7 separate regions of the Homo sapiens genome follow, and regions 2, 3, 4, 5, 6 and 7 are each linked to region 1. A link is a contact called in ENCODE Hi-C or POLR2A ChIA-PET data. All regions are on one chromosome and are shown on one strand. The core of a region is the stretch at or near the end of the contact, and the rest is flanking DNA. Distances in the headings are between cores, read along the strand shown.

Evidence for each region. Hi-C counts contacts between places; a loop is a spot of excess contacts on that map. ChIA-PET counts read pairs that join two places held with the same protein, here RNA polymerase II (POLR2A). Pooled maps may share reads with other maps.
Region 2: a loop to region 1 is called in a map of PC-9, with 4 times the contacts of the local background. The contact joins two enhancer-like sites. A Hi-C loop is called at or near these places in 1 of 168 maps with a recorded cell type or tissue (PC-9) and 6 of 50 pooled maps. POLR2A ChIA-PET finds 5 or more read pairs at or near these places in 2 of 52 experiments (MCF 10A and OCI-LY7).
Region 3: a map of PC-9 shows a loop between it and region 1 (4-fold over the local background). The contact joins two enhancer-like sites. A Hi-C loop is called at or near these places in 1 of 168 maps with a recorded cell type or tissue (PC-9) and 1 of 50 pooled maps. POLR2A ChIA-PET finds 5 or more read pairs at or near these places in 4 of 52 experiments (B cell, MCF 10A, OCI-LY7 and 1 more).
Region 4: a pooled map shows a loop between it and region 1 (2.0-fold over the local background). The contact joins two enhancer-like sites. A Hi-C loop is called at or near these places in 2 of 168 maps with a recorded cell type or tissue (CD4-positive, alpha-beta T cell and mammary epithelial cell), 1 of 37 single-sample maps with no recorded cell type and 3 of 50 pooled maps. POLR2A ChIA-PET finds 5 or more read pairs at or near these places in 1 of 52 experiments (OCI-LY7).
Region 5: a map of naive thymus-derived CD4-positive, alpha-beta T cell shows a loop between it and region 1 (3-fold over the local background). The contact joins two enhancer-like sites. A Hi-C loop is called at or near these places in 8 of 168 maps with a recorded cell type or tissue (B cell, CD4-positive, alpha-beta T cell, CD8-positive, alpha-beta T cell and 4 more), 5 of 37 single-sample maps with no recorded cell type and 11 of 50 pooled maps.
Region 6: a loop to region 1 is called in a pooled map, with 5 times the contacts of the local background. The contact joins two enhancer-like sites. A Hi-C loop is called at or near these places in 6 of 168 maps with a recorded cell type or tissue (B cell, CD14-positive monocyte, PC-3 and 3 more), 3 of 37 single-sample maps with no recorded cell type and 13 of 50 pooled maps. POLR2A ChIA-PET finds 5 or more read pairs at or near these places in 2 of 52 experiments (BJ and activated CD8-positive, alpha-beta memory T cell).
Region 7: a loop to region 1 is called in a map of B cell, with 14 times the contacts of the local background. The contact joins the promoter of LINC01215 here to the enhancer-like site in region 1. A Hi-C loop is called at or near these places in 1 of 168 maps with a recorded cell type or tissue (B cell), 13 of 37 single-sample maps with no recorded cell type and 11 of 50 pooled maps. POLR2A ChIA-PET finds 5 or more read pairs at or near these places in 2 of 52 experiments (BJ and activated naive CD8-positive, alpha-beta T cell).

What each region holds. Positions count from the first base shown.
Region 1 is chr3:108,404,774-108,408,920 of GRCh38, reverse strand. MYH15 (myosin heavy chain 15) reads left to right here. Exons shown (of 41, transcript NM_014981.3): 32 at 517-641; 33 at 3,468-3,583. Among named protein-coding and RNA genes, the nearest start is that of MYH15, 100 kb to the left of the region's middle. RefSeq lists enhancers at 1,875-1,934, 1,995-2,094. Within about 2 kb of position 2,185, at least 3 of the 41 ENCODE cell types and tissues checked have a DNase peak (open chromatin) inside an H3K27ac peak, as active enhancers do; they include B cell, where a contact is called at or near this core.
Region 2 is chr3:107,985,256-107,989,402 of GRCh38, reverse strand. No RefSeq gene overlaps it. Among named protein-coding and RNA genes, the nearest start is that of CD47, 100 kb to the left of the region's middle. RefSeq lists an enhancer at 3,611-3,670. Within about 2 kb of position 2,007, at least 23 of the 41 ENCODE cell types and tissues checked have a DNase peak (open chromatin) inside an H3K27ac peak, as active enhancers do.
Region 3 is chr3:108,004,205-108,008,351 of GRCh38, reverse strand. No RefSeq gene overlaps it. Among named protein-coding and RNA genes, the nearest start is that of CD47, 85 kb to the left of the region's middle. RefSeq lists a silencer at 4,115-4,147. Within about 2 kb of position 2,016, at least 8 of the 41 ENCODE cell types and tissues checked have a DNase peak (open chromatin) inside an H3K27ac peak, as active enhancers do.
Region 4 is chr3:108,020,538-108,024,684 of GRCh38, reverse strand. No RefSeq gene overlaps it. Among named protein-coding and RNA genes, the nearest start is that of CD47, 68 kb to the left of the region's middle. Within about 2 kb of position 1,982, at least 3 of the 41 ENCODE cell types and tissues checked have a DNase peak (open chromatin) inside an H3K27ac peak, as active enhancers do.
Region 5 is chr3:108,051,000-108,055,146 of GRCh38, reverse strand. CD47 (CD47 molecule) reads left to right here. Exons shown (of 11, transcript NM_001777.4): 8 at 3,177-3,208. Among named protein-coding and RNA genes, the nearest start is that of CD47, 38 kb to the left of the region's middle. Within about 2 kb of position 1,891, at least 2 of the 41 ENCODE cell types and tissues checked have a DNase peak (open chromatin) inside an H3K27ac peak, as active enhancers do.
Region 6 is chr3:108,099,115-108,103,261 of GRCh38, reverse strand. All of the region lies in intron 1 of LOC105374031 (a long non-coding RNA gene), which reads right to left. Among named protein-coding and RNA genes, the nearest start is that of CD47, 10 kb to the right of the region's middle. RefSeq lists an enhancer at 1,827-1,896 and a silencer at 2,977-3,046. Within about 2 kb of position 2,226, at least 4 of the 41 ENCODE cell types and tissues checked have a DNase peak (open chromatin) inside an H3K27ac peak, as active enhancers do; they include B cell, where a contact is called at or near this core.
Region 7 is chr3:108,123,814-108,127,960 of GRCh38, reverse strand. LINC01215 (long intergenic non-protein coding RNA 1215) reads right to left here and starts at 2,897. Exons shown (of 2, transcript NR_110030.1): 1 at 2,819-2,897. RefSeq lists enhancers at 1,885-1,984, 2,485-2,564, 2,785-2,834, 3,115-3,254, 3,325-3,374 and 2 more.

The DNA.
Region 1 (4,147 bases), core at 936-3,435:
TAAAGCCACTGTCTTCCTTGGGCCCCTTCTGATTCTCTGGCCTATCTGGGGCCATGCCTTGAATGCTGGCAGATATTGATCCAGCTTTTACTTTAAGTTCCTGTCGCAGTGTTGAGTGGTGGCTGAAACAATGGCAGCCACTAATGTTGATAGCTAAGCACTTACACTGGAAGGGTAGGGACTCCAGGTCTGTGTTCCTCCAGGTGGAACCTGGAATGGCTCTAATGAGCAGGACTGTCATGTAAAAGTTGCAAAAGTTGTCCAGTGTACAATACTCTGAAGCACCACCCTCACCATTTGTTGTAGACAATTTTCAATTTTCAGATGGCAAAAGACTATATGAAAAAATGAATACCCTTTTAAAATTTCTCGGTCCCATATAGGATAGGTCATCAAGTTACCAAGGGTGGCATGAGGTCACTGTTCCAGTGGGCTGGAAGAATCTGTTGTGCCTGGTATCATTGGTTTGAGACTGAGCCCATTCACTAACTTTGTTTTTCTTACCTCTGTCTCCAGAAGAGATTTCTAATCTGACAAACCAGGTTAGAGAAGGGACCAAGAACTTAACTGAAATGGAAAAGGTCAAGAAACTAATTGAAGAAGAGAAGACAGAAGTCCAGGTGACACTGGAAGAAACAGAGGTATTATCACCAGGGAGAAAAGAAAGTTTTCACTGTGACAAGGCAGAAGATCTGCATTCAGCAATAACAGCAGCACCAACAAAAGGACACGTATTCAAATGTTTATTTACTATATGCTAGGCACTCTGCCAAATGCATAATTTTAATATAATCACCGTAGGAAACTACTGTCCCCATTTTATAAAAGAGGAAATTGAGACTCAGAGAGCAGGATACACAACAGTGAATGCAAATCTCCTGATTGTAGTAAAAACAGGAACTATCTATCTTGTTCACCAGTTTATCCCCAGTGCCCAGACCCTCACTACTCAACATGTGGCCCATGGACATCGCTTGGGAGGCTGTTAGAAATTCAGAATCTCAGCCCTCTGCCCATCTCTGTTGAATCAGGATCTGCATTTTAACAAGATCCCTTGGTGGTTCATATGCACATTAATATTTGAGAAGCACTGGCCTAGAACATTGCCTGGCATGTAGTAGAGGCTCAGTAAATATTTGTCAAATGTTGAATGAATAAATATTCTCATAGCTGCCCCCTCTTTAAAGAGTCAGTCACAAAAGCTTTTCAATTTTTTTTCCCCAAAAACTTTCGGTAGTTTCAGAAATAAGATTCAAAGTGATGTTGTCAAACATTTGTTTCTGAAAGCTCATCTTTGTGCAGATTGACAGGAGGGTTTTCAGTGTTATGGATTCACAGTTCAGGAAAAGTCTCTGGCTGTATCTCTGGGTGTGCATTAGCAATTGAAAGGACCTCTAAGAAGACATTTCGCCAAAGAAGGTAAACTAACAAGGAAGTCATCTTATCATGATTCTTAGGTGGTTAAGAAGCCCTGTGCAGCCTCTTCTCAGAGCTGAACTTCATCTTCCTGACTCAGCCTTTGAACAAGTATTCAGACACATTAAAATACAGCCCTGATCCTCCCACCAGTAGAAAAAGAAAAAAGATTTTTGAAAGGTGTGGCAGTCAGTGTTAGGCAGGGGTCTCTTGGAAGGTATGGCGATGGAAAACAAGACCCCAAAGGACCACTCTGTGCCAAGCATTGTCTGTTAAATTTACCTCACCGTTGTGATTCCAGAAGAAACTTCCAAGCAAATGTGTCCATATTACCCTCTGTATAGAGTTGTCAGGCAGCAGCTCTCACCCTGTTATACATAAATGTTTCCTGAGGCTATCTAACTTTATACAGACTCCTTTTCGTTGGCAGTGTGGTGCCCTGTAGCACAGCTGGTCCTTACACAGTTGGTGAACTTTGTTTTGTTTACTCGTTCCCTTTGGTTCTCTGGCTATCCTGGCAAGGGACTTTTTGAAGCCACCACCTTAACTGAAAGAAGTAAATTTTATGATAGAAATTTCAAGTACTATGACAAGCCAATGAAAAATACAACTGGCACGGGCCATTTATGTCCTGTATAACACAGAGGCATCTTTGTGTATTCAGTCGATCATCACGTGGGTCAAGGGTGAGAATGACAGGAAGGCCATAATGCTCAAACCACTTAGTACCACTAGATGGCAACACATTCTATTCGCATTTTCTCCACTTCTGTCCTCAGCCACATCCATAAATACTTCATCAACTTGGACATGTATTTGTAACATTGCGTTATTTATTTTCCTGGGTGAGCCTTTATGAGAAACTTTATCAGATTTTTTTAAAGCCATAAAACTCACATTATCCCAGGTCATGTTCCCTAAAGATTCACTTTCTCAGTGCATTTTAGAGGGTTAGAGGTGACAGTTTCCTCTTGAAGGAACTACTACACTATTCCCTCTGAGGAAATTGTTATCCAAGCATTTGTTTTTGAGTGTGCGTTAGCAATTTTATTTTCTTTTATATTGAAGGTAGTATCAAGATAACATCAAGGGAGGTCTTATTAAAATTCCCATCATCTTTTTATTTTTATTTTAAAATTGCAACTCAGTTTTACTTTTTTACATTTTGTCATATCTGCTAAGCACGCCTCAAAAGAGGCTATGAAAAAATTACTTCTGCCCTTAGGACTGCCTGTAGCTAACTGACCACAAAATTGCATCACCCCTTATGCCCTTATATCCTTGGTATTCTGTAAGTGTTTTTTGGATTTCTTCTTTTATATACATTTTTAGCTTCAGGACGGGTTTTAAAGATTTAGCCAAACCTATGCTTTTAGAATTGAATTGCCTTTATAACATCCCTGCAAATAATTGCCTTAACTATATTTGAATACACAAAGGGGCAAGGAATCTTCTGCCTGTCAAAGAAATTCATTTGCAGTAGTGGTACCAATTATGGTGTTAATGGCTCACACTGAGTGTTACATGTCAGGTACATTGTAAATTCCTTTATTTGTTCTTCATATGACAATATTTGGACACTACCCTGTTGTTTGTTCTCTGAATACATCCAACTTTTCCTCTATCCCCTCGTGATGTCCAGAATTTAATAGAAGATTCCAGGTAGGAGTTATCACCTTCCTTGTTCTAGCTCTGATACTTTTTAAAATTTATCCCAAAGTTGGAATATGTTAGAAAAAGTCAAGGGTAATACATTAAAAAGTTTAAATATAGTCACAGACAAGAGTGAAATTTTCTATTTTAAAATAGGCTTTAAAATTCTAGTTCTGGAGCTACAGCTGAAAGACCTAAGAATGTCAAATCTATAAGTGAAATGACAAATGAAAGCAGTTGCTTGTCTCACTGTGTTGCAATCTCTAGGGACCTGGCTTGAACCTATATCTCTCCCAGTAACTCTAAGAGAGCTACATTAGCGACATATGTTTTGGGTAAAAAATACAATTTTGTCTAAAAGTGGACTTCATTTAATGCTTTTTATTTATGTATTCCAGGGAGCCCTGGAACGTAATGAAAGCAAGATTCTTCATTTCCAGCTTGAACTCTTGGAAGCTAAAGCAGAACTTGAAAGAAAGCTTTCAGAGAAAGATGAAGAAATAGAAAATTTTAGGTATTTAAGATGATTTTGATGTGTAACAATTATGTATTTCTGAATCCTTGACTAAACAGAGCTCATTATGTCTGGCTGCTTTTATGGCCCCTGTTGGAGCATTACCAAAGAAACTTAGTGTAACTCTATATTATTTTCTTTTATATACAATATCTATAATCGTGTATAGATATTCCTTTATACACAATTAGATATCCTTTTATACACAATTGTGTATAGATATTCCTTTATACACAATTAGATATCCCTTTATACACAATTGTGTACAGATATTCCTTTATATCAATAGTGGTGAGCTTACTAGCTATCTATATACGATTATTGCCAGATTTTATAATTTTCTTATATTTGAGGAGCTTCTACTGTCATGTGAGACTCAAGACAACACCAAATAAATGATTATATGTATAAGGACTGTGCATACTGTCTGCGTGTCCCTATAATGCCACGTTCTTGGGCATTAAGAAATTGACTGAAAATGCTGAGCCATGGAGAAAAAAATTAAAAAATTAAAAAATTCAGTGCTGTACTTTCAGACCAGAGTGAAGTTTTCACATACCCCCT
Region 2 (4,147 bases), core at 758-3,257, 420 kb after region 1:
GTTTACGGAAAAATCATATGCTAATCAAATGGTTTAGTCCTGGGAAACTTTAAAGCCCTATAGACAAGCAAAGAGCCTGCCCAAGTACAACTGAACTCTCTCTCTGCCACCCAGCCCCAATTCAATCACAATGCTAGTGTGACCTCCAATTGCTGATATTCCAAATTCTGAATATTATATTTAGAGATCTCTAGTGGAGATCACAGATTTCAAAAGAGTGAAACAAAATGTGGAGACCATAAGGAACATTGTAAAGCTTAATACTGTTACCAAAGTTCAGCTTCGTATTAGGTGAAAATATCATATAGGGCTCGGTTCTTCTCTGTCTGTGAGGCAAACAGGGCTGCCCCAAGATGCAGGGGAAAGCAGAGCTTTCTTGCAGCTTCTCCTTCTCTGAGTTGAGCCTGGAAGAGGAAATTTTAAGTGTAACTAAGGGGGAATGGGCCAGCCCTGCTTACACATGGCAGTGGTAAACAGAGTAAGCTCTGCACTTTACATAAATGCTCAAATCCTGCACTTTTATATAAAATGTATTGACTGACCAGCATATATTGGACACTTAACTATTTAGAATTTTTTAAAAAAGAAAAACCAAAAAAAGATGCTTCTGGCAGGGCTGCCTTTATGCAAAGTATTAAAAGTGACTCATCTGGATTATGGCTTTTTCTAACCCCACCCTTCCGTGTTTGCCTTTCCTTTTGCTGAGCAAAACTTTATGCCAGGCAGGGCTCACTGCTAGTGAGGGGAATTTGGGCACGGTTCCAGGCCCCACTTGTTCCCTTGTCTTGAGCATCCTTGCAGTGATCCTTACAGTGATTTGGACTTGCCAGAGTTGCATCGGGATTGGCAGGAGAGTGCCCAGGGCTGCAGCGATGCATGTGGAGCACTGTGAGTGGAACTGGAGTTGGTCTGGCAGGCCTGGTTCAAAGTGCAGAGGTGAGAGGCAGCATCAAAATCATGTAGGAATCCCCTAAGCATTGACATACGTTGTCCCACCCAGCATCTCTGCAGGTAGAGCCCAGGCAAGCATAGAGCTGCAGGGGATGTGTTAATATTGTCAGTCCTGGAGTGTGAGGACATGGCTAGGAAGGTTTAGGGATTGGGCATTGCAGATCCTGCAGCCTCAGCTGCTAGAAGAGGCCCCAGAAGGTGGTCACCATTGTCTGGAGTCTTCTTCTGCCTTTAAGGTCAGAGCAGCTGGGGGAACTTTCCCAATCCTAGTCTCACCAGGCTTCTTCACCACCTAGGTTGAGCAGATAAGAATCCAGGCTCCTGGTGACCTTCATTCATTCAACATATAATTACCAAGGGCTTTGCATGTGCCAGGCACTGTGTTAGGCACTGGGGAGACAGTGCTGAGCAAGAAAGATGTCATGTCTGCTTCATGAAGCTTAACCCTAGCAGAGGGACCCTAAAAAGATATATAAGTAGTCATTACTTTTACCTGAATAACTAGACGAAGTGCAACACCATCATCCTCCAAGGTCTTGGCCAGGCACAAATCTCTTGACACCTTTTCTAAAGGAATTCAGACTTAGTTTGTAGATGGAAATGTATGTGTAGAGTCAAAGGGAGTTGAAAGACCATCTGGTACCCCTGCCTCTAGCTCACAGATGAGTACATTGACATACAGAGCCATGAGGAAACTTGCCATGGTCACATGGCTTATTGGGCCCACAAATAGATTTGAGAATGTATTCCCAACCACATACAAGATGCAAATGTGTATCCTAACATACTCTAATTATAAAACATGCATAATTATATTAGTGAATAGCAGGAAGTATAGGGGTAGAAAGTCCCAAATCACAGTAACCGTATTTTTGATTTTGGAATGCATTTCTGCATAACATATGAACCTGAATACGCCTGAAGTCCTGGGAATTCCCTTCAAACAAAGTGATGAAACTGCACAATAATGACCTGACTCAAGAGTTGCCGGGAAGCTGTCCAATATTTCCACGCTGGCTCTTGCTCAATTCTTCTGTGAAGTCTGTGCCTTCCGGTGAAAGTAGATTTCTAGGTCTTAGAGAATGATAGAAGGCCTCTCCTCTGCCCCACCTCTTTCATGCCTTTCATGTAGGCAAAGTAGACAGGGAGGGTGTTTTCTCCCAATCAAGCTATAATCAAACTGACTTAGAAGAAGCTATTAATGGTGAGTATCTGGATTGTTGCCAAAACAAGTATCTATTGTACTTTGTGAGGACTTCACCTCCTGTCCAGGAGGCCTGATTTTATCGGGCAGTCTGGGAAATCCCTTGGAGAGCTGGTCTGCTGCTTACAATAGAAAATTTCATAACGCTTCCCCTTGATGGTTTCCAGAGACCACACATTACTCTGGGTAGTTCTATAAACATACGTTTTTAAAGATGATTTAAGCTGAGCATTGGCAGGCCTGTTTGAAGGTTATTTTAATGGTAGTAGTAGAATTGGAAGATGTATTAATAACAATCCCAGTGAAGCTGATGCTGATGGGAATGATTTAAACATTTAAATTGTTTAGGTTGTAAGAAAATGTGTATTTTAAAAAATGTGTGAATTTGGTTGATTTCACTCTGTAGTCACCCTCTGGCTCAGTCTAATAGGGCAACCTGACCTCACAGCTTCACTCCATCGAAAGTGATTCTGACCCTGATGAAAATGAGGTTCTTGGAACAGGATGATCTGACGGGACAAGTTAGGCTTCTATTCCCTGTGTTATCTGGAATCCCATTGGTTGCTCAGATACTTCACTGGCATTAAGGGAATTCACTTAAGCAAGCCAGCCTCTTACTGTTTTTTCTTCCCAATCTCTTAGGGACCAGTTGGTGATCAAGAGGGTGTGGCCATAAACTTTTGCATGAGAGCAGCTTCTCCATTGGGTACTATTTACTCCCTTGCTTGCGTCCACGTTGCTTAATGGCAAATAGCTACACTGAAAAGAATCTTGCAGCAAAGGCAGGGGCGCACAAACTCCAATTAGAAATATGAAAGATTTTTAAATGGGTAAAAAGGATCACTGAGTGTCTTGTCTAGGGGTCATGTCTAACTTTCATTGTCTCTGAGCTATTTTACAACTCTGTAAGTTATGGAAAACTGATCATGCAAAATATTCTTATCCATAGAAAGGAAAGCAGTGAATTGTGTCTGCTGAAATGCAATTGATTATTGCTCTGAGGATATTCATCAGTTTTTCACCTATTCATTTCAGCATTCCTGCATATATATGTGCTTCTTCTTGGAACCAGCTGTAACATCTTACTGCTTCCTCATTAGCTAGAGTCAAATAAATAAAACCTTATTTATAAATATAAATATAAAATGAATAAATGAATAACATTTATTCATTTTATATTTGTCTGAGTGTCACAATTTAAACTACCCAAAAATATTAGTGTTTAAAGTATGTGTAAGCTGTGTCTCATGCAATACAGCTGCGGAAATATTTTTTAATATGGATTGTGATGATTATGAAGTAGGAAGTTGTAGCAAGTTCACCTCTATAAACCACCTAAAATGATGGTAGAGAACACTCAGTAAAATAACTGAAATATTTAATAAAAAGGGTCTGTCAAGCCTTGGACTCCAACATACAGAGAAAGTGGGTGAAGTATTTGTGTCAGGGGATCAAGAGGGTGGACCCCTCACTCTGGTGGGAGCTTCTGGTCATCACTTCCATGTCGTAACCACACCCAGTTGAGTGAAAACGAGACAGCCCGACATGAGGCAGCCGTAGGACCCACTTCCTGTTATTATGTGATGATTAACTGGTGCCTGCCTAAGATCCCAAAGCTACAAAAGGCCTGTCATGCTACCCAGAGGAGGCTCCTTTGTTGGTCAAAAATAAATAAGCCAAGACCCAGTGTAGAGAGAGGTAGAGGTAGCATGATGACCTGACAGGGTATAGTTTCCTTTCTTCCCTGTCATCTCATCTCTACATTTACCAGTACTATAAAAATGAGGAGGAGAAGAAGTGCAACATGCACACAACCTAGAGATGCTATAAGCTATTGCATTTATTTTTGGTTTGTTCTTACCTGACTTTCAGAAAAATCTATTCACTATGGGGAAAATTGAAGAATTGTCACTTTCAAGTTTAATGTTAATCCAAAGCAGACATTATTCTTTACACAAAAGAAAAAGGATTACCAAACTGTAGGATCCTATT
Region 3 (4,147 bases), core at 767-3,266, 400 kb after region 1:
TGTGGCTTTGGTCCTAGATCAGGTTTGTGGGCTGGATTCTTTCTGCTTTCCAAAATGAGTTCCATCTGAAGGCTCTTCAGTGTCTCAGGCAAATTATTTCTTCTGGCAGTTCACTAGATGCATTGAATGGCAGCGGTCCATAAGCTCAGTCATCAACTGGGCCATCTCCTTTCATCCTTAGCCAGGGACCCCTCTCTACTCACCTCTGCCCCCAAACACAGAGTAGGAAAACAAGGTTTGTAAGAAACTTTTAAAGTCTGAGATCTCTTGATTTGTCTCTCTTCAAGGGAAAACACATTTCTAAAAAGTGATCATTTGTATTTATCACAGCAATGAGAACTGAAACCTAAGCAATTAATTTAAAATTTTGATCAAGCAAACCAATTATACCGTGTGATCTAGAGACAGAACAAGGATATAACTAGTCACTAGGATAAAAAGTCACACCACACACACACACACACACACACACACACACATTTCCCTAAACCACAGAGGGACCTTTCCTCATTCCCATTTTTTCCCCTTAGGATTGGTTTAAAGCTTTGCTACTCAAAGTGTTGTCCACAAACCAGCAACATCAGCATCACTTGGGAGCTGGTTAGAAAGGCAGACCTTCAGTCAGACCCCACTCCAGAACCCCTGGATCTGAACTTGCATTTTAAAAATGTAGGGGCTAGACACAGTGACTCATGCCTGTAATCCCAGCATGTTGGGAGGCCGAGGCGGGTTGATCACTTGAGGTCACCAGTTCAAGACCAACCTGACCAACATGGTGAAACCCCGTCTCTATGAAAAATGCAAAACAAAACAAAAAAACATTAGCTGGGCATGGTGGCATGCGCCTGTAGTCCCAGCTACTTGGGAGGCTGAGGCTGGAGAATAGCTTGAACCTGAGAGGCAGAGCTTGCAGTGAGCCAAGATCATGCCACTGCACTCCAGCCTGGGTGACAGAGCAAGACTCCATCTCAAAAAAACAAATAACAAAAACAAACAAAAAAAAGTAGGAGGTTCATACCTACATTCCAGTTGTGAAGCACTGCTCTAGATTTTATCAACCACTTACAGATAGAGACAATATGTTTCTGAGCCTTTGCTGTTCACATGTGGATGAGGTAAAGGAAGAAACAAGTCTTGGGGAAGTTGGAGGAGGATCAAGATAAAAAGTGCTAAAGAAGGATGCTGGGAATGTTCGAAGGAAAAAACCTTCATACTTCTCAGTTTTGCCAAAAATTGGCTCTGGGCACCAGCTTTTATAGTTGAAGCCAAGAGAAACATCATCCAACTGTATAATTTCAAATAGGAACTGTGGTGTTTTCTCCAATTCCACTGCTAGGCTCAGATCAGGGCCAGCGGCCCAGCAGACCAGGACCTCAATTTCCCCTTTCCTGACAGATGACAGTCCCAGAAGCTCTGTTTAAGAATTTAGGAACTGGCTTGAGAAAGAAGATATAGTCACCATTGCTTTTTCCCTTGACTGCAATCAGTAAATGCTCTGACAATGTTGAAGACATGTTGCTGGGGGAAGAAAATCCTAACATTAGTAAGTCACAATGATATATCCGGAGATTTTTTTCTGTTTAATCCTTCTTATGCTAGGGCATTTAGATATCTGCGGAACAGAAGTAGGAAAGTACCTGGCTTTGCAAAGTAATGCTGTTTTATTTGCAGAAGACGGTGAAGCTTAGCAACTACAGTGTCTAAAAACAGACACCACTTCCCTGGACTCAGATCTCACATTCCTGGGCATCCTGTCCTACTGATGAATTTCTCACTGGGAGAGCACCAGATAATGGCATTGCAGGAACAGGGGTGAAACCTGCACCAACACGCCTTTCCTGTGCCTTCTCCAGCTTACACTTTGTCCAGTGATGAAATCAGTCAGGGATGGAAGTGCAGCTGCACATGCACCCTGTGCTCACACCCTGCTCTGGGTAAATACCACTGCCCCAGATCATTTTCTTTTCCACTGAAAGAATCTTATCTTGGTGACCCAGGAAATCCAGGGCTTGCAGCCAGATACGGTGCTGTGGGTGTGGTGCCTCCGCTTGGCCAAACAGCCGCATATAACAACACAGAATTAGAAGTGGAGTCAGGGCAATGCGTCTCACTCGCCACTCTTTTATCTCTGGAGACAGGTTGCTATTAATCACTCCGACCACATCTATCAGGCTTCTCTGATTTGGCCACGGCTCATAGTCACAGAGGCACAACCAGGGTCTCCTGATAAATCAAATCCAACAGTTCTATGATAAGGACGACACAGGTGAATGAAGGGCAAAAGCATAGTCGTAGCCACGAGTCCATGCTATTAAAAAACTGGAGGAAGAAAATTTCTGCGCACTGTTAACCAAGTGCCAGAGACTATTAATTATTCTGTCTCTTTCTCTCTCTCATTTCTATCTTATTCTTTTTATCTCTCTATATACGTAAAAAATATATATATATATATTTTTTTGAGCCAAGGTCTGGCTCTATTGTCCAGGCTGGAGTGCAGTGGCACAATCTCGGTTCACTGCAACCTCTACCTCCTGGACTCAAGCCATCCTCCCGTCTCAGCCTTTTGAATAGCTGGGACTGCAGGTGTGCATCACCATACCTCACCTATTTTTGTATTTTTTGTAGAAACGGGGCTTTGCCATGTTGCTGAGGCTGGTCTCAAACTGCTGAGCTCAAGCGATCTGCTCCCCTCAGCCTCCCAAAGTGCTGAGATTAGAGACAGGAGCCACTGCACCAGGCCTTCTGTATATAATCTTATTAAACCTCCACCACAACCCTATGAAGAAGCCAGCATTATTCCTGTTTTAAGATGAGGAGACTGAAGCTCAGTGAAGTTAAGAAATGTGCCCAAGATCCTGGGCGCGGTGGCTCACGTCTGTAATCCCAGCACTTTGGGAGGCCGAGAAGGGTGGATCATGAGGTCAGGAGATCGAGACCATCCTGTCTAACACGGTGAAACCCCGTCTCTACTAAAAATACAAAAAATTAGCCTGGCGTGGTATTGGGCGCCTGCAGTCCCAGCTACTCGGGAGGCTGAGGCAGGAGAATGGCGTGAACCCGGGAGGCAGAGCTTGCAGTGAGCCGAGATCGCGCCACTGCACTCCAGCCTGGGCAACAGAGCGAGATTCCGTCACAAAAAAAAAAAAAAAAAAAAAAAAAAAAAAAAAAAAGAAAGAAAGAAAAAAAGAAATGTGCCCAAGGTCACACAGTTAGTAAGTAATGAAGCCAGTATAGGATGATAGCAGAAAGAATTAGAATAGAGAGGAAGATTGCATGGTAGGAAACTGAGTCTGGGGGGCAAAGAGAAAATGAAAAGAGAAAGAAAAAAAGGGAACAAGAAGACAAGTCCAGGAGCAGAAAGCAAGCTGCCTGTGTAACCGGAATTCCTGCACTGGGGCCTCAGCTCTGCCACACACAGGCTGGTGACTTGTGATTTGTGGTACAAATCATATAACCACAGTTTCTTAATCTGTAAAATGAGGTTAGTAATGAAATGGGAAGAGTTCCCTTATCCCCCTCGCAGGGCATGTGATGGGGGTGCGGTTGCTTCTTTGGTGCCCCGCTGCTCAAAACCCCTAGGGGAAGAAGACAGTCGGGCAAGTTGTGGGGCTCCGATCCCACGGCAGGGTCTGGGGCTCAATGCTCACAGCTCCTGAGGCCCCAGTGGGCATGTGTTACAGGGTGCTCTTTTAGCATAGCCGTCCGTAGGCCGCTTATGTTTATCAACTCAATTAGACCCCCTGCCTTATCACAAGGACAGAAGGCTTTCTGTATCCCAGGCTTTCTTGCCCTGGTGTATGGGAAGAATCGGCTCACACGTGGGCTTGGAGAATGACTGCAAGGTTTTACTGAGTGGAAGTAGCTCTCAGCAGATGCGGGAGCCAGAAAGGAGATGGAGTAAAAAGGTGGTTTTTCCCCTGGAGTCACGCTGCTCAGCGGCCTGGGGTCTTCTCTGACCGCACCGTCCAAATTCTGGCTCATTCTGCCGGTGGATGGCCTGCCGGCCTGCCTGCATCTGTGTGTGTCTGTCTGTGTGCTCTTACGCAGCCGCGCCCCTCTTGACGTCCAGCCACTTGTGCCTTCTTCTGCCGCTGCGTTTGTTTCTCTCCACATCCAGCTGCTTGTGTGTCTGCCCGCTGGGGTCTCA
Region 4 (4,147 bases), core at 733-3,232, 380 kb after region 1:
TTGAACTAAATTTGCAGGGAAATAAAATCACTCTAGCAGCTAAAACTGCACACTCACATTCTTTTGTATGAATTAATTATACTTAACTGCTCTGTAATGTCCTGATTAATTATTTCCTGTTCCAGTCAGTTCATTGTGCATTTTGATACAAAACCTGCATTATGATGAGGATCTTGGATCTATTTCTCATCTTGCAAATGGCCCCTGTAGAGCTGATCTGAATGACTAGCTTCAAAGGAAGGCTACATCTTCATCAGCACCCCAGGAGAGCTGTGTCGGACACAGGCGGTGACAACGGAACTGTATTTTTGGCCCAGGGCATGGAATCACCACTTATGCATGAGGAGCAATGAGCTGGGGCATTTAACACTGCACAGCTTGTGAGAAATATGACTCTCCACCCTGCACAAACTCTGGTGACTTGTCTCCCACCAACAGACTGTCATGTGTATGGAGGTACGGGGCTCTCAAGAGCAAGGTGAACATTGCTAGGTAAGTCCTGAAGACAGGAGAAGCCAACTGTATCTGTTTCCGATTGTTGAGAGGGGGGTAAAAACAATGCAAATTCATTATCTGGCAGTTCTGTATGTCAGAAGTCCTAAAATCAAGACATCAGAAGGGCTGTGTCTCTTCTGGAGGCCCTAGAGGAAAATCTATATCCTTGCCTTTTCCAGCTTCTAGAGGCTGCCACGTTCCTTGGCTCACGGCCCCTTCTTCCATCTTCAGAGCCAGCAGAATAGCATCTTCAAACCTCTGACCTCTATATCCACCCTCACATATCATTCTTTCATTCTTCTAACTCCTTCTTTCCCTTATAAGGATGCTTGAGATTACATTGGGTCCAAATAATCCACAATCATCTCCCCATCTCAAGACATGATTAATCTAATGACATCTGCAAGATCCTTTTGCCATGTAAGGTTCATATTAAGATGTGGAGGTCTTTAGGGGGCTGTTATTCTGCGACCACACTGAGTATCCAGATTGAGGAGGGAACAGTGAAGATCAGGCCAGAGCCTAGGCACCTGCCCCCACAGTAGTAGGGTAGTGTTTAGTCAGGCCTTCACAGCACCAGCAGAGTGGGGCAGGAAGTCTGTAGGTGTGAGTTCTAATCCTAGCAAAATGACTTACACAATGGCCAAAGCTACCCTGTGTTTTACCTGGTTACAGGCAGATTTGCATTCAGCATTCCCTAAAACCATAAAGCTGTTACTGACAATCCATGATACCAAATTAGCTTGTAAGTCTGGGTAGGACTGAGGACAGCAGGAAGGTGCCACCAAGAACCTGAACAATGAGTTGCCCCTGTTAATTTTAAATTCTTAAAATCAACACAAACATTGATTTTATAAAGTTGTGTGGTCAATAGGCTAATCCCAGGCTCCAGTTAGCATTCACACATTGAAAAGAAGAGTGTTACTGAGGGTTTTTGGGCTCTCAGTGCACTAATTGACATGAAGCCAAAAGAGTTTTCTCAGACAAGACTTCATTGGAGTTTGTGTCTGGACATAAGGGTGGCAGCACAGGAGAGAAAATTCTTTGGCTCTCCAAGATGATTGGGCTTTTTTATTAGGCAAAACACAGGAATTGACATCAGGAATAGAGTATGCAGGCTGTACTTGGAAGGGCAAAGCACTGAGGGGTAGGGTATACAGGTCAGCATATTTGGTTTCAGAGGTTATCTTGAGTAATGGGCCTCCCAATGGTCTGACCAGTAGCAACAAGGCTGTAAATAAGTTGTTCAGCATTCCTTTCTGAGGTGAAACATTACACAACCTTGGTTTGTATATCTGGATTTCCTAAGGCCAGTCCTAGACATCTTTAAGTAAAAGGCAGGGTTAAACCTAATGATGTCAGTGAGGTAATGGTGTAGGGCTTGTGATCAGTGGGAATGCATGAAAGAATGCTCTAGTGGAAATGACCTGAAGCTGTTAGACTAGGTAGGTAGGCAGACATGAGCAGGGCAGGAGAGGCCCCCACCCCAAGGAATGTCAGGTGATCACCAGGTGATGGTCAGGCAGTTGGTGCCAGGAAAAGACAGTCTCCCGATAGAAAATACCTGATGCTCACAATCAGCAGCTTCCTGCTAAGATCTCACAAGTTGGTCAAGTGGGCTCAAGCATGTGCACTAAGAGGCACAATGGCAGAATTTAACTGGTCTATGATCTTCCTCTAGGAATGCTCAGCTGCTAAGGGAAAAAACACTTCGAGTGGGCATGTCAGTAAACACACTGCAGGTGCGGCACCTCCCAAGTGCTGACAGGCCTCTGCATAGGCAGACAGCCCAACCCAAGGGAAAAATCAAGGGAGGAGAAATGAAAACCCTGGAACCATGTCAATGTATGAAACCCCAAGTCAGGGCCAAACATGGAACTTGGACCCCTCAAGTTACCCACTTGGCCCTCTTCCAAGTGTACTTTACTTCCTTTGGTTCCTGCCCTCAAACTCTTTAATAAACTTGCACTCCTACTATAAAACTTGCCTCAGTCTCTCCCTCTGCCTTAAACCTACTTCTGCCCCTTGGCCAAATTCTTTCCTCTGAGGAGGCAAGGATCGAGTTTGCTGCAGAGCAGTCAGATTCACCACCAGTAACAAAGCCAAGCCTTGTTCCTACTCTGTCTCAAGAGTATGAGAATCAGGAGAGTGAATGAGCTTTGGCACAGAGAGGCACAAAGAGGTTCCCATGGGCAGAGACCCCACATTGCCCCTTTCCCCGACAAGCCCCCTGAGCCTGTCCCCAGCAGGCGGCGAATACATCAGACACAGAACCTGAGGTCTGTAAATCTTCAGGTGGTGTAATAACTGCTCTTTCCTCTGATTTCAGGCTCGCAACGAAACCCTGGGATAATTGGGCTTCCCAGGGAGCCCCTCACACAGGAGGGGATGGGCTGTCAATCTCTGGTCTACTTGACAGATAGACTCTGTTTCTCATAGAAAATTAACAAGCCAGCATGCTGGCTTGCATATATTCATGTGTTGGGAGTTTAGTTAGTATGAGTCAGCACCTCAAAGCTGTCAATCTCTGGTCTGCATGACAGATATACTCTAATTTCTCATGAAAATTCACAAACAGCTATGCAGATTTATATTTATTAATGCCTTATGAGTTTAGTTAGCATGAGTTGGTATCAACTCTGATTAGCTTAGAGGTCTCTGTAAGACCTGAGCTGCAATGAGTTCCCCAAGATTCTCCTCTGGCCAAAAAAGTCCAACCCTGCCCCATGCCCCACCTTATTTCCCAGCCCTCATTCTGGGCCATTTTCTTGCACATCTCCAGGGGCCCATTGACAGAATATGATGTAAGAGGCGCCCCCTGGAGTTGTGCCACCCTGCAGCCCTGCCCTGAATAACTCCACAGGGCTCCACTTAAATTCTGCTTCCTTTGCAGGCACCTGCAGAGTGAAGAGCCCCCCCGACAGAGTTATTTGGCTTCCTTGTTTTATGCTCTAAGTATCCTGCACTTTCCTTTCTTGCACTTTTCACCCTCGTTTGCCATCTATCTGCCCCATCTTGAAGGGGGCCAAGTTGGTTTTACTGACTCTTAGATGCCCAATGATTATCATAGTATCTGGGACAAAGTAAGTACTCAATAAATATCTGCTGAACAAATAGATAAATGGACGCTGCCCTGACCTCCCCTTTTACCTCTTTTTCAATGACTAGAGAGTGGAGAATGGATCCTAACACAACAAAAGATTCAGGAGCCACTATTATAAATTGAGGGAAAGGTCACATTGAAGATAAGACAGAGAATGCCTTCGTGGAGTTAACAGGAGGCTGTCTTCCCAGGAGAAATGGAGAGACAGCCCATCAGGACAGACTGTGACAGGACACTGCTGTGGCAGTGACAGGGTAGCAATGATCCATCTCTAACAAACAGCTGGACATTTCTATTTGAATGTCCTGACATTACCACAACTCAACACATTCAATCTCAACTCCCAAATGTCCCGATTTCTAGGTGTCCCTCAGCCTCCTAACACACGAGTTGAGATTTCTCTCTCTTTAAAGAGACCAATTAATAAACCAACAAGTCATATAGGTTTCTAACCTTATCACTACCTTACTCCAAGTCCCACCCTGTCATACACCTGGGCAACTGTCACAGTATCTTGAGTTGGCTTCTCATTCCTGGTGTCACCTTTTC
Region 5 (4,147 bases), core at 642-3,141, 350 kb after region 1:
TTTCTACAACTTTCTGTGAAAGTGACTTTCACTTTCTATTTTTTAACTTTTTAAACTGTGTTGTATTTTTTTTCTTTTATTGGAAGCATTTTAATTTTATAAGATGAGAAAAAGGACTGGGCACAATAACTTAATGTGAAAGCATAGAAAAGATTACAAGAACCTAACCAAACTCACTAAAGTTGGGCTTGTTGTTTGTAGAGAACGTTTATATAATTATAAGGATCAATACTTTCTCATTTTTAAAGCCATTACCAGTTAGTTCAATATAAGGGCATATAGTGTTTTGATACAAATCAATCTGGTAGCAGTAAGTACCATATTTACCACAACATCCCAGATATTTTAGAATGATGCAGATGCAGAATATATACGTAGAATTTATATCTATGTATAGATACAAATTCAGATATTTTCTTGTTCAATTTAAGGAGAGGTAAATTTGGTATCAATAGAAAAAATGTTTCTGAAAAATTTAAACCCTGGAAATGTATTTATGGCATGGAGTCAGATGTTTCAGGGAGAGAAGAACAAATCAAGAAGCATTGCAAGTATGCTCATATGGAATGCTTAAGGCTTGTGGTTAAAAAATATATATATATGGCTGTCAATGTCTTAGGCTCATGGTAGCAGCAGAAATCGTAATAATTCTTTTGTCACATGGGTTATATCCATATTGGAGAGAATTAACTCAGGTGAAATTAACTTGTACACTGTTTGGTTTTATAATATTTAGAGGGATCACAACTGACTGATGTCCCTTTGAAGTACCATTCTTCATAAATCTTTTTTTTTCAGAATGGGCCAGCCAACTGTGACATCCCTTGGATCGGAGATTTAGAACTAGAAAGTATTCTTTCTACATTATTAGGGAAGAAAAGGAGTTACTTGGCGGTTAGCAATATTCTATTTTGTTTTGTTTTGTTTTTAGAGACAGGGTCTCATTATGTTGACCAGGCTGGCCTCGAGCTCCTGGGCTCAAGCAATGCTCCCACCTCAGCCTCCCAAGTAGCTGGGACTACAGGCATGTGCCACTACACCTGGCAGTGTTTATTCTGATAAATACATTTATGAGCTCAAAAATGTAACTCTAAAACCTTATCTCTGAACTTCCATATTACCATCAGAAATTTAGATAGTTGTTTAGTTCTCTTTTTCTTTGTAGAACATAGATATAAGGCATGGTTTCATTGAAGTCAGTTGTATATACATGTAACTATCCTGATGTTCCCAAATAAAGCTCTGTATTTCTGCTTAGTTTATTGGGGAGGCTGCTAAATGTAGTGCATCCCAACCCATTTTACCCTGTTCTACTTTAAAAAGAGGTTGGCTTCTTGTTTGGATACAAGGACCAAGTCACTCCCCCAGGTTCCTCCACAGTAAGGGAGGCCTATTTAAAGCCGCCCATGGCACTAACAGAAACTGGACTCCTATGAGCTCAGATACATAACTGGGCCTCACAGGGGTGGGACAGTATGTAGTCTAGGAATTGGAAGGATCCATTCCATATCAAAGAACTGAAGCATCGTGTTGCCCTCTCAGCAGCAAGAGTAAGGTGATGCCCCTGTCAGTTATAGTTCCTGAGTTCCTCTGTCTTTGATTCTTTGCCTATTAGCCAGCTAGCTCACCCTCTTGTTTATGCCACTGTTTTTTATCCTATTCATGCCTTCTCACAGACAACTTTTCTTACCTACAGCTTTGGACTCATCCTTGTCTCCTTTCTGTTTCTTTTTCACTTTCCCTTCCCATCACCAACTTTCTGGGTTTTTTTCTGTTTCTTCTTAGAGTCCAGTGGCAGGGAGAAACTTGTCAGTCCAGTCTGTTGCCATTTTTCCTGTTTGAGAAAGACTCACCAGCTTTTGGCTGGCTCACAGATTGGCTTTCCTTGGGTCAGGACCCACCCTTTTCCCTGCCAGCTTTGGAAGCTTGACAGAATTCGAGTGTGCAGTGGTGGTAAATAAATAGTAAGGAACACAGAGCAGTCCTGGAGGCGTGCCTCCATCTGCTGATGAGAAAATCCAGTGCTGTCATCCAGCCCAGGTCCCAGCGGAATGGGCCTCTCTGTTCAGTAGGATCCCCCTCCTGCTGAGTGGTTCATGGCATGTTTCTGTTCAACGCTTTTCCATCTGTAGGATTCTTATTCTGTATTTATTTGTTTTTTTGGGTTTTTTTATTTTTTGAGATGGAGTCTCGCTCTGTCGCCCAGGCTGGAGTGCAGTGGCACGACCCCAGCTCGCTGCAGCCTCTGCCTCCCAGGACGAGGGAGATCCTCCCACCTCAGCCTTCCACGTAGCTGGGACTACAGGCATGCACCACAGGCATGCACCACCACGCCAGCTAATTTTTGTATTTTTGGTAGAGACAGGGTTGCATCATGTTGCCCAGGCTGGTCTTGAATGCCTGAGCTCAAGCAATCTATTTGCCTTGGCCTCCCAAAGTGCTGGGATTACAGGCATGAGCCACCACGGCCAGCCTTCTCATTTGTTTTTTTTATAAGGAAGCTATCTCTTCTTCCCTCCCCAACTAGGGTATTCTTTTTCCCTTTCGTCACTTTGCTCATGTACTGTATTCCTTCAACTTCATTAATGAATCCATTTGGAAGCAGTGAAAAAGGCAACTCAGAAAGCTAAGAAGAAATAGATAGAGGAATACTCAGAGCTATCTGAGTATTTTCTTTAGTTTGTTAGCTCTTTGGAGCTTTGAAACTGGAAAGACCCAGGGAGTGATGTGGAGAAAGAGACTGAGCTTGTAAGACACAGGAGCAGTGAGCTAAGGGAGATGGAGTAGTGGGGACAAATTCTGGCACATTCTGTCTACACTCTGGGTAGATAGAGGAGGGAGGATGGAGCACCCATGGTGGGGGTATGTTGGTGACAGCATTTTCCCACCAGCCAGTGTAACAAGTGGCTGATTTGGGGGAAAGATGGCATAAACAAATGAGAGAATGTGTTTACTATTTGATGTAGATGGGTTATTTGCTTCATTTTTCAAATCAGTGTATATAATCAAGAATATTCAGCATGTTTGAATAGACTGTCAGAGCTGGAACTCTTTCATTAACATCTCTGGCACCTTTAGTTTTAGCCCTGAACATTTTATCTTAAAATTAAACATTACCAAATGCCTTAGTTTATTTCATTTATTAAATTTATATTCTTATTTGTTATTTATATCAGCTTCCAATCAGAAGACTATACAACCTCCTAGGGTAAGTTAAAGTTTATTAAATGAATTGTGAATGATCATTTGAGGGATTAGACTGAGGAACTTGGTAATTGAGATATTTTGCTATCTGTTTTGTCTCACGTCAAATTAAGAGAATGTTGAAGTCATTGCATGACCTTTGCATGAATGGGTCCAGTTCTATTTTAAAACCTGTGTTTGGTCATTTTAGTGTCAATGGGATGGAATAAATGATTTCTTAAGATTGTACTGACTTCTCACACCCAAAACTGGAAAGTAGGAATAATGGCTATATTATCTCTGCAATCAGAAGGAAGCTGATTCCAATATATCACCTCACCTGTTGGATTCATTGGATGTGCATACACAGAATGACAATTTCAGGCTTAAAAATGAGGAGAAATCTATACTAAGTTGACATCACTGATAATTATAATCTATAAAATAAATGTAAATATTGCTGAAAACATCTGTTCGGAGTTATGATTCGATCCTCTCCCATACAAATGTTTTATAAACATTTTTTCCCTTAAAACTGTGCTTAAGGTTTCATTGTACCTTAGATACCTTATTAAGCCATCTGAGGAAATTGCAAGAAAGGAGTAATTTTAGGAGGGCATAAATGAAGAGAAAAGCATATTTATAAACATAGACTTATCACAGTGACAGGCCCAAGAGGTATGTTGTGGACATAAGCTCTGGAAAGGATTATATTGTACTTAGCTTCCTATAACGGAGTGATGATAGATGTATCTGGAATGCCAAAGAGAGTCTTCTGTCTGTGGCCGGAGGTAGAGGTCACATATGCTTCTAAGTCTGACAAGCCTCATTGTGCCTAAAGGGCAGGTGGGGCGGGTATGTGTGTCTACCACAGGGGTATATTCTAGAAAGATTGGTGCCATAGCTATGTTGGTCACAAGAGGCCAGCAACTTAACTGGACCTGTGAATCCTAACACATTTTCT
Region 6 (4,147 bases), core at 977-3,476, 310 kb after region 1:
TGCCCCTTGATCTCTCTGATCTCATCTGCTGCTGTTCTCCTCTTTCTCACTTTGGGCTGGCCACACTGACCACTCCCCGATCCCCGATCTTCCTGTAAAAACCAGGCATGCTCCTGTTGCAGGGCCTTGCATGGGCCTTCCCCTCTGCCTGAAACGATCTCTACATTGACATCTGCCTGGCTTGCCCACCCTTTACTCACTTTATACTCAAATGCTATCATCTAGTGAGCTTTCTCTGACCACCTTATTTAAAACAGCACCCCCTCACTGCTTTACTTTTCTCCACAGCATCTAACACCATTTAATACCATATTTTCCTTATTTATTGTGTCTGTTGTCTCTCCCCATCTCACCACTAAAATGTAAGCTCCATGAGGGCGAGGGTTTTGCCTGTTTTGTTTTCCTGATATGCCCACGGTGTATAGGCATGCTCCAGGTGTTTAATAAATGAATAAATCCTTTGAAGCAATAATGCTACAGCAGAGGTAAAATGTATCAGTGTCTCAGCAAGAGTCTCCACAAACAGTTGTGCTTAGGATAGTCACTAGGAGCCGTAGGCAGAAATGACCTGTGGACTTATAAAGGCATTTTATCTTCCACTCTCCCACTTCCCTTTTTTCATTTCGTGTCTTACCATATCACCGGTGTCATCATGCTATTCCTTAAGTCTGTGGCTTTAGTTTCTACAACATTTCAGAACTTACTCTTTCCTCTTCGACCTGTCGTTATTAAAACACATCTGTTTGGCTTTTTGGCTCCCATTACCAAAAGAGGACCCTGGCGCATTCTCTTCTAAGTTGATAGACTCATTAAAGCCCAAATATTAATGAATGATAATGTCTCTACCTTGTGGAAAATAATTTGCATTTAAACAACTTTCAATGCCTAAGTCCAAAGAGATAAGTGATTGTGAGAATTTCCAGCAGGCAGTTGTCCTGGACCAGCCGGGGTAGTTGTCGAGAGGTCCCTGAAGCAAAATCCAATCACAGCCCATGGACAGCTGTCCACTCTGTCTCTGCAGGGTGGGTTCAGGCATGTATGACACCCTCAGAGTGTGCATGCACACAGATATGCAGGTGCCAATTAGGGACACTGAGACCATCTTAACTTCCATGGAAAAAAGCTGTCACTTGTGATATGCATGCCACTTACATATATTCTTTCCCTTAGCACTTTGATACCTTTTTGTCTAGCTTACAGTCCCACTAGCACAAAGCATTTCTTGGAAGAAAAATGAGGCCAGATAGGCATAAGGCTCAGACCCTGATAGGGTTTGGCTGTGTCCCACCCAGATCTCATCTTGTAATCCCCATAATCCCCACATGTCTAGGGAGAGACCTGGTGGGAGGTGATTGGATCATGGGAGTGGTTTCTCCATGATTTCTCATGATAATGAGTTAGTTCTCACAAGATTTGATGGTTTTATAAGAGGCTCTTCCCTCTTCACTACTCACTTTTGCCTCTCTCGCCTGCTGCCATGTTAGATGTGCCTCTACCCTTTCTGCCATGATTGTAAGTTTCCTGAGGCCTCCCCAGCCATGCAGAACTGCGAGTTAATTAAACCTCTTTTCTTTATAAATTACCCAGTCTTGGGTATGTCTTTATAGCAGTGTGAAAATGGACTAATAGACCCCAAAAAGGCAGGCAGGATACAGATTATTAGAGCGCAAATCACAGGATTCTATTGGCCTTCTGGGGCCATACCACACTCCAAACCACACTGAGAGCTCTGAAAGTGGAGAGGAGGAAAAGATTAAAAAGTACAACTTTTTCACATAAAAACCACAAAAAATAATCCTGATTCACAGACTGTACTGTGCAAGAAACCAGTGGGTTTTCTCAGGCAATTCAGTACTATCAGACAAAATTAAGAGAATTATCCAAACTACTGAAGAAGTGGAGTTCATCGGTTAGGTCTGACTGATTTGTCTATCAGGAGCCCAATGCAGCACTTATGCAAGCCTTATGTAGAGAATGCTACTTTCGAGGACAGGGTAGGTTAGGATGAGCTCTTTACTTTAGTGTGCCAGAAACAGCTCCAGGTGGTCTAGCCCAGGTGGCTGTCACAAATGAACATATCATTTTCTTTTGAATTATGAGAGAGTATGACTCATTTCTCCCCTCTGCACACACTGCTTCATAGGACCCACTGAATTTGCCACCTGGTGAAATGGTTATTGATCTGTCGTTCCTCTAGGGGATCCCCCAGTTTCATTTCCTTCATTCTCCAGACAGAGAGACACAATTGTGTAACCATATGGACACTTTCTGCATTTTATCAAAATGGCATCTTGTAAATGGAAACTCACAAGAGATTAGCACAGATGTCAGACACAAAGTACTTTGATGGACACACAAAAAGGGCATTTTGTAAACTACAGTGAAACCAGTTTCTTAAAGTATTTCTAAACTCACCAAAACTATAGAATTAAAGAGATCCTCAAGCCACTTTGAAGTACACATTGGTTTCTATCAGAACAAAGGTAGAATATGTGCTGCTTTAACAGGAGATGTTAGAGAACCTGCTGTCCACATGAGAGGCTTCACTTGTAGCTGACTTGCTTCTGTCTCCTGGGTGCTGCACAACACCGACTGGCACTTGTGACCTGAAGCTAATATAAAACACCCAGGAGGCCAGGATACAACTTGGGTTCACAGGGATTCTCCACTCTACTACAGGTGGATTCCTCCTGACCAAGCAAAGGTGACAGAGGAACTGGTGATACTTTTACCAAGATAAATCATGTGACAGGCAGGCCACTTGTCTTCTGAGGTCAGACACTAAGTCAGTGGCTCACAAACTTTAGCATGCCCCAGAATCACCTGGAACACTCGATAAAACACAGATTGCTGGGCCCCACTCCAGTGTGTCTCCTTTAGTAGGTTTAGGGCTGGGCCCAAGAATTTGCATTTCCAAGTTTCTCAGTGCTGCAGATGCTGTAAACCCCAGTAGCATCCTTTGAGAACCACCCCTCTAAGTTCAGTGTTGATATAACATTTTTCTTTCTTGCTACCATTGCGGTTCCCAGGGCTTGTGGTTGCGGAAGAGATGAGGGAAGTTGCAGCTCCTGCAGCAGCAGTTAGCGTGTGGGAGCGGTCAAACCCAGGGGCTGTTCAAGATGGATTAGTGAGGTGGGCGGGGCCTGGAATCGGGCAATCTTTCTCATGATTCCAGACATGTCTGTCTGTCTTGTCTGACAGTTTGAACCTAGTTTATCCATTTTGCTTTTAAGGCCCCCCTAAAGATAGTTTGAGTCCATTGGCCCACACCCATAGCAATGAGATCAGTATTAGAGAAAAGAAGGTTGGCAGATGGACTCAGAGAGGCTCACGTAGTAGCATCAATAAACAAACTTCATGAGGTGCAGTTTCTCAAGTGGTTTTGCACAAGTGGTCATAGCAGGGCAGGGAAGGGTGCACCTAGAGAGCCCTGTGTAGGCAGAAAACAGTTTTCTCAGCAGACATTCCTGGCGGCTTCTGGTGGAGGATTCATTTGAAATTGTCAGTCTGAAATGCAGACAGCTACTCTGCAGCTCATTTCAGAGAACACCCATGTGCTCTAGCCTTCATTTTCTTTTTCCTACAAATCTTGTCCCTCTAAGGATACAAAAGGCAGTCTTTGGAGATCTACTTCTTTCTATACCTTGGCCCCAGAGAGGAATTACGGTGCAGTAAAATGTTGCCAATGGGGTTGGGATTAAAAGAAACAATGAGTCTGTAGAATGGTTTCGGTCAATTCAAGGGTGTTTGTGTGAAAGGAAGGAACTAGGGAGTTACTATGGCTGCTGGCACTATCTCTGAAGGGATGGGCTGTGGTCATTAACTACCGTACACAGCATACTTCAGAAGAGATGACACATTTATTTCTATTTATGTTATGTTTCCTTTGCAGGTCAGCTAGGGCTCTGCTCTGCCTCATCTCACTCCAGGACCCAGGCTGAGGGGGCAGCTGCTGTCTGAGCATTGCTGATTGCCATGGCAGAAGGAAAGAAAAAAGAAAAAATTGCATGCTAGGCCTAGAAACTTTGGTCCAGATGTACGTGGTTATCATAAGCAGAATTTTTTTTTTTTTTTTTTTTTTTTTGAGACGGAGTCTCTCGCTCTAGCGCTGGGCTGGAGTGCAGTGGCGCCATCTCGGCTCACTGCA
Region 7 (4,147 bases), core at 1,648-4,147, 280 kb after region 1:
TCAAGTAAATATGAGTTTCATTTAAAATAAACTAAGCAACAGGTCGCTAACATAGGTGGTCATATCTTTGCTTGGTTCGATTCTAATAGCAGCTTGGATTCGTCCCAGGATTTGTCTTTGTTGATCTTTCCTGCTGAACTACCTTTTCTTTCTTTCGGTTTCACCATCCTTGATGCTGTGAATCCTGCAGGGAGCTAACAGGCTGGTGTGATAGCTTCTTACTACACCTACAGCTCAGCGAGTCCCGCCACTTGCTTTATACACTTTGATTTTTCTCTTTGCTTCTCTCTCCTATCTGACCCCCCTTTTCCTGAACACTTGCTGCCCCCTATTTCTCTTTTCTTCACTTTTGCTTTACTTCTTTTGCTGCCCCATTCCGTGGGAGACCCTATCTCTGTTTCTTCAGGTGGCCCTGTGGGTGTGAAAGAACAAACTTCTGGGCAGGCATACACCAGTGGTACACCAGCGGTACACAGGAAGACACCCCTCCCAGGAAACAATACCTCTGCCTCTGACACTTCCGGGAGCCTTGTAGCCACAGGAATCAACACATGTCTCTGCAACACTTCAAATTAACTCAGGCCTCAACAAGGCAGAGAGGGGTGTAGCCATACAGGCATGATCAGGGCCAGCTTATCACCATTCACTGGGAGACTGGCTGGAATGTGGATGTGCCGAGTGAAAAGTCAAATGTCTGCCTAATAGCAGAGCCCTCCACTCTGAAACACAAATGGCCCACTACATTCCTCACTCATAATTTTTAAAAATTTTTTAAAAAAATCTTTTACCCTAATGTCCAGTAGGCTATTGAACACTAGCTATCAATTTTTTGCCCTATGCCCTACAGTTAAAAATAAATGGCCAGGCAGGGTGGCTCACACCTGTAATCCCAGCACTTTGGGAGGCTGAGGCGGGCAGATCACAAGGTCAGGAGATCGAGACCATCCTGGCCAACATGGTGAAACCCCGTCTCTACTAAAAATACAAAAATTAGCTGGGTATGGTGGCATGCCTGTAGTTCCAGCTACTTAGGAGGCTGAGGCAGGAGAATTGCTTGAACCCGGGAGACAGGTTGCAGTGAGCTGAGATCATGCCACTGCACTCCAGCCTGGGTGACAGAACGAGACTCCATCACAAAATAAACAAATAAATAAATGTGTGTGCATAAATATGTACACACATATACATATGTATATTTTATATACACAAGTATTTGTATATCTAAAACCAGTTTCACAAAACAGTACCCTCATTACATGCATAGCTCAAATTTTTTAATTTCTTTATAATCTAGTTATCTTAATAACTTTTTAAAATGCTGGTTTTGACCTAGAGATTTTTAACCTTGTGTGTGTGTGTATATGTGTTTGTGTGTGTGTGTGTATCTGTTTGTGTGTATGTGTGTGTGTGTATGCATGTGTGCACGTGCCATTTCTACCCCATGTGATGAAGCCTATGGATCCTTTCTTGTAGTGTTTTTAAATGCATAAAGCAAAACTCTTAGGCTTACAAAGGAAATCAATGATATTGAAATACAATTCTATCCTTGGGCCTCTTGTGGGGAAAGGGCAGTGTCCACAGACCCAGGTTAAGAATCTCTGCATGGGTAAATTGATTTCCCAGCTGACTGCTGAGCCACAACCTGCAGTTTGGAAAATAAGGCTGTACAAAGCCTCAGAACATTTTGTTGTAGTTAAGTATTTCAGATGCTTATTATCCTGTCACGGTTTTAACCCTCTTTTCCCTCCCTTTCCCCATGCTCCCTCTATCCAGTCACCCACACCCCACCACATGCACATGCATGTGTACTCACTTACATGCATGCACATATATGTTGCCACATATCCACATACACATAGGCACACACATGCACAGGCACACACATGCAGATCTTAGGTCACATATCTGGAATGAGATGAGGCACTAGACCACTGGGTCCAGCCCCTCCTGTGACCCCAGTCCCACTCCCTGACTGCCTCTGTGTCACAGCTCCTCTGGCTCCTGCCTCAGAACTACTCTAGTGGCTCATTATCTCTGCAGGGCAGCGCTCACCATCACGACTTTCTTGTTTTCTTTCACAGCATTGTGAGCCAATAGGTGCATTCTGCCTCAGAATAGTGGTGGAGACTGGTGGTGGCACAGCCCAGAGCTCTTGACGTTTATTTTCTCAGGCTTCAGTGAACCTTCTGTGGCAGGTGTTTCCTTTTGATAGGCGGCAGTTCCTCCCTGGGTCACTCCAGCCTGCAGCTGAAGCCCTCACTTAGCTCACTGTGGCTGTACTGAACACACCACCTCCCAACATGGAGCAGCCTAGCCAGGGGGTGCGGGAAGGAAAGATGGTTGCTGCCACAAATGAATGACTCAGCTACCTTCTCCAATGGTTTGATATTGACGTTTCCTCCTGTCATAGCAAAAATGCCCAGGTGAACTGTTTTCTCCATCGCATGTAGAAAGATGATGGTTGTCTGAACTGGTTCCAGGTAATGGACAGTGGTAAGCGCTCCCTTCTCTTATAGTATGTTATGGATTGAAGTGTGTCTCCCCACAAAAAGATATTACTGGAGTCCTAACCCTGAATATTTCAGAATGTGACCTTATTTGGAGATAGTGTGTTTACTGAGGTAATCAAATTTAAATGAGGTCATTACAGTCTCTAATCCAATAAGACTAGTGTCTTATAACAGAAACGAACGCTTACAGAGGGAAGACAATGTAAAGAGACACATGGAGAAGATGGCTGTATTTCCATTCTCATGCTGCTATAAGGACATACCCAAGACTGGGTAATTTATAAAGGCAAGAGGTTTAATTAACTCACAGTTCAGCATGGCTGGGGAGGCCTCAGGAAACTTAGAATCACGGCAGAAGGGGAAGCAAACACGTCCTTCTTCAAGTGGTGGCAGGAAGAGAACTGAGTGAGTAAAATGAGGAAAGTCCCCTTATCAGATCTCCTGAGAACTCACTCACTTTCACGAGAACAGCGTGAAGGTAACTGCCCCCATGATTCAATTACCTCCCCCGGGTCCCTTCCATGACACGTGGAGATTATGGGAACTACAATTCAAGATGGGGTTTGGGTGAGGACACAGCCAAACCATATCAACAGCCATCTGTAAGCCAAGGAGAGAGGCCTGGAACAGATACTTCCCTCGCAGCTCCCAGAAGGAGCCAATCCTGCCGACACCTTGATTTCAGACTTCTGGCCTCCAGATTGTGAGACAAGAACAGCAACTCGGCCTGTGTTCTCTGCCCTTGAGGTTGAAACAGGGAGCAGAAGGTTTTTTTTCCCCTCTGTGTTGCAGCATGGAGTTCTGAATGACAGATGAGGGGTTGATCACCCTCCACACCCATGCTAAGCCTTATGGCTTCACGGGGTTCAGGCTTCCTGTGTTCAGTCTTCTGTGTTGCCAGAAAAATTTGCATACTCCCATGGACAAAGAAAGCAGCAGAGGAGAAAGAAGAGCTTTCATTCACTTCCTCTTTGGGGTGAGAGCAAGTCTGAATGCTCTAGAATTGATTCTATTAGAAAAACTCTCTGACCCCAAATATGAATATTTTCACCACACCCAATACTCATAATTTTAAAAATAGATCTTTTGAGTTTCATCCTGACTAGTAACCTAAAGATCACTGACTTCTGATTTATTTTTTTATCATGCTCTACAGTTAGAAATGCAAACATATAGACTAGAGAGGGCCACAGAGGTGTTTGATCCCATCACTTCATGTAGGTAGGAAGATGTTGAACCCCTGAGAGGGGTCGGAACTTGTCCAAGATCACACAGCAGGCAGAGTACATCAGGACCTCAAACCCATATCTTCTGCCCTCTCCTCCTAAGGTCTCCATCACTAACACCCTGTCACGGTCCATCCTGCTAAGGAAGTCTCTACTATAAAATCCCATACCTTGAAAATTAATTGTTTTTCCACTCACACGTTACCACCCTTCCCTCCTGCAAACATTTGGAAGTTGAAAGGTCGCACAGCCTTCATGAAATTAACCAGAAGAATTGAAAGGAAGCTGATGACAAAAGTACTTCAAAATCTGTTTTTCATGAAAACAGCTTTTTCTTTTCCCCCTCAGATCAAACTGAATTTTTCTTTTTATTTTTGCGGTATTCTTCTAATTGTGCCTTTTTAAATGTGT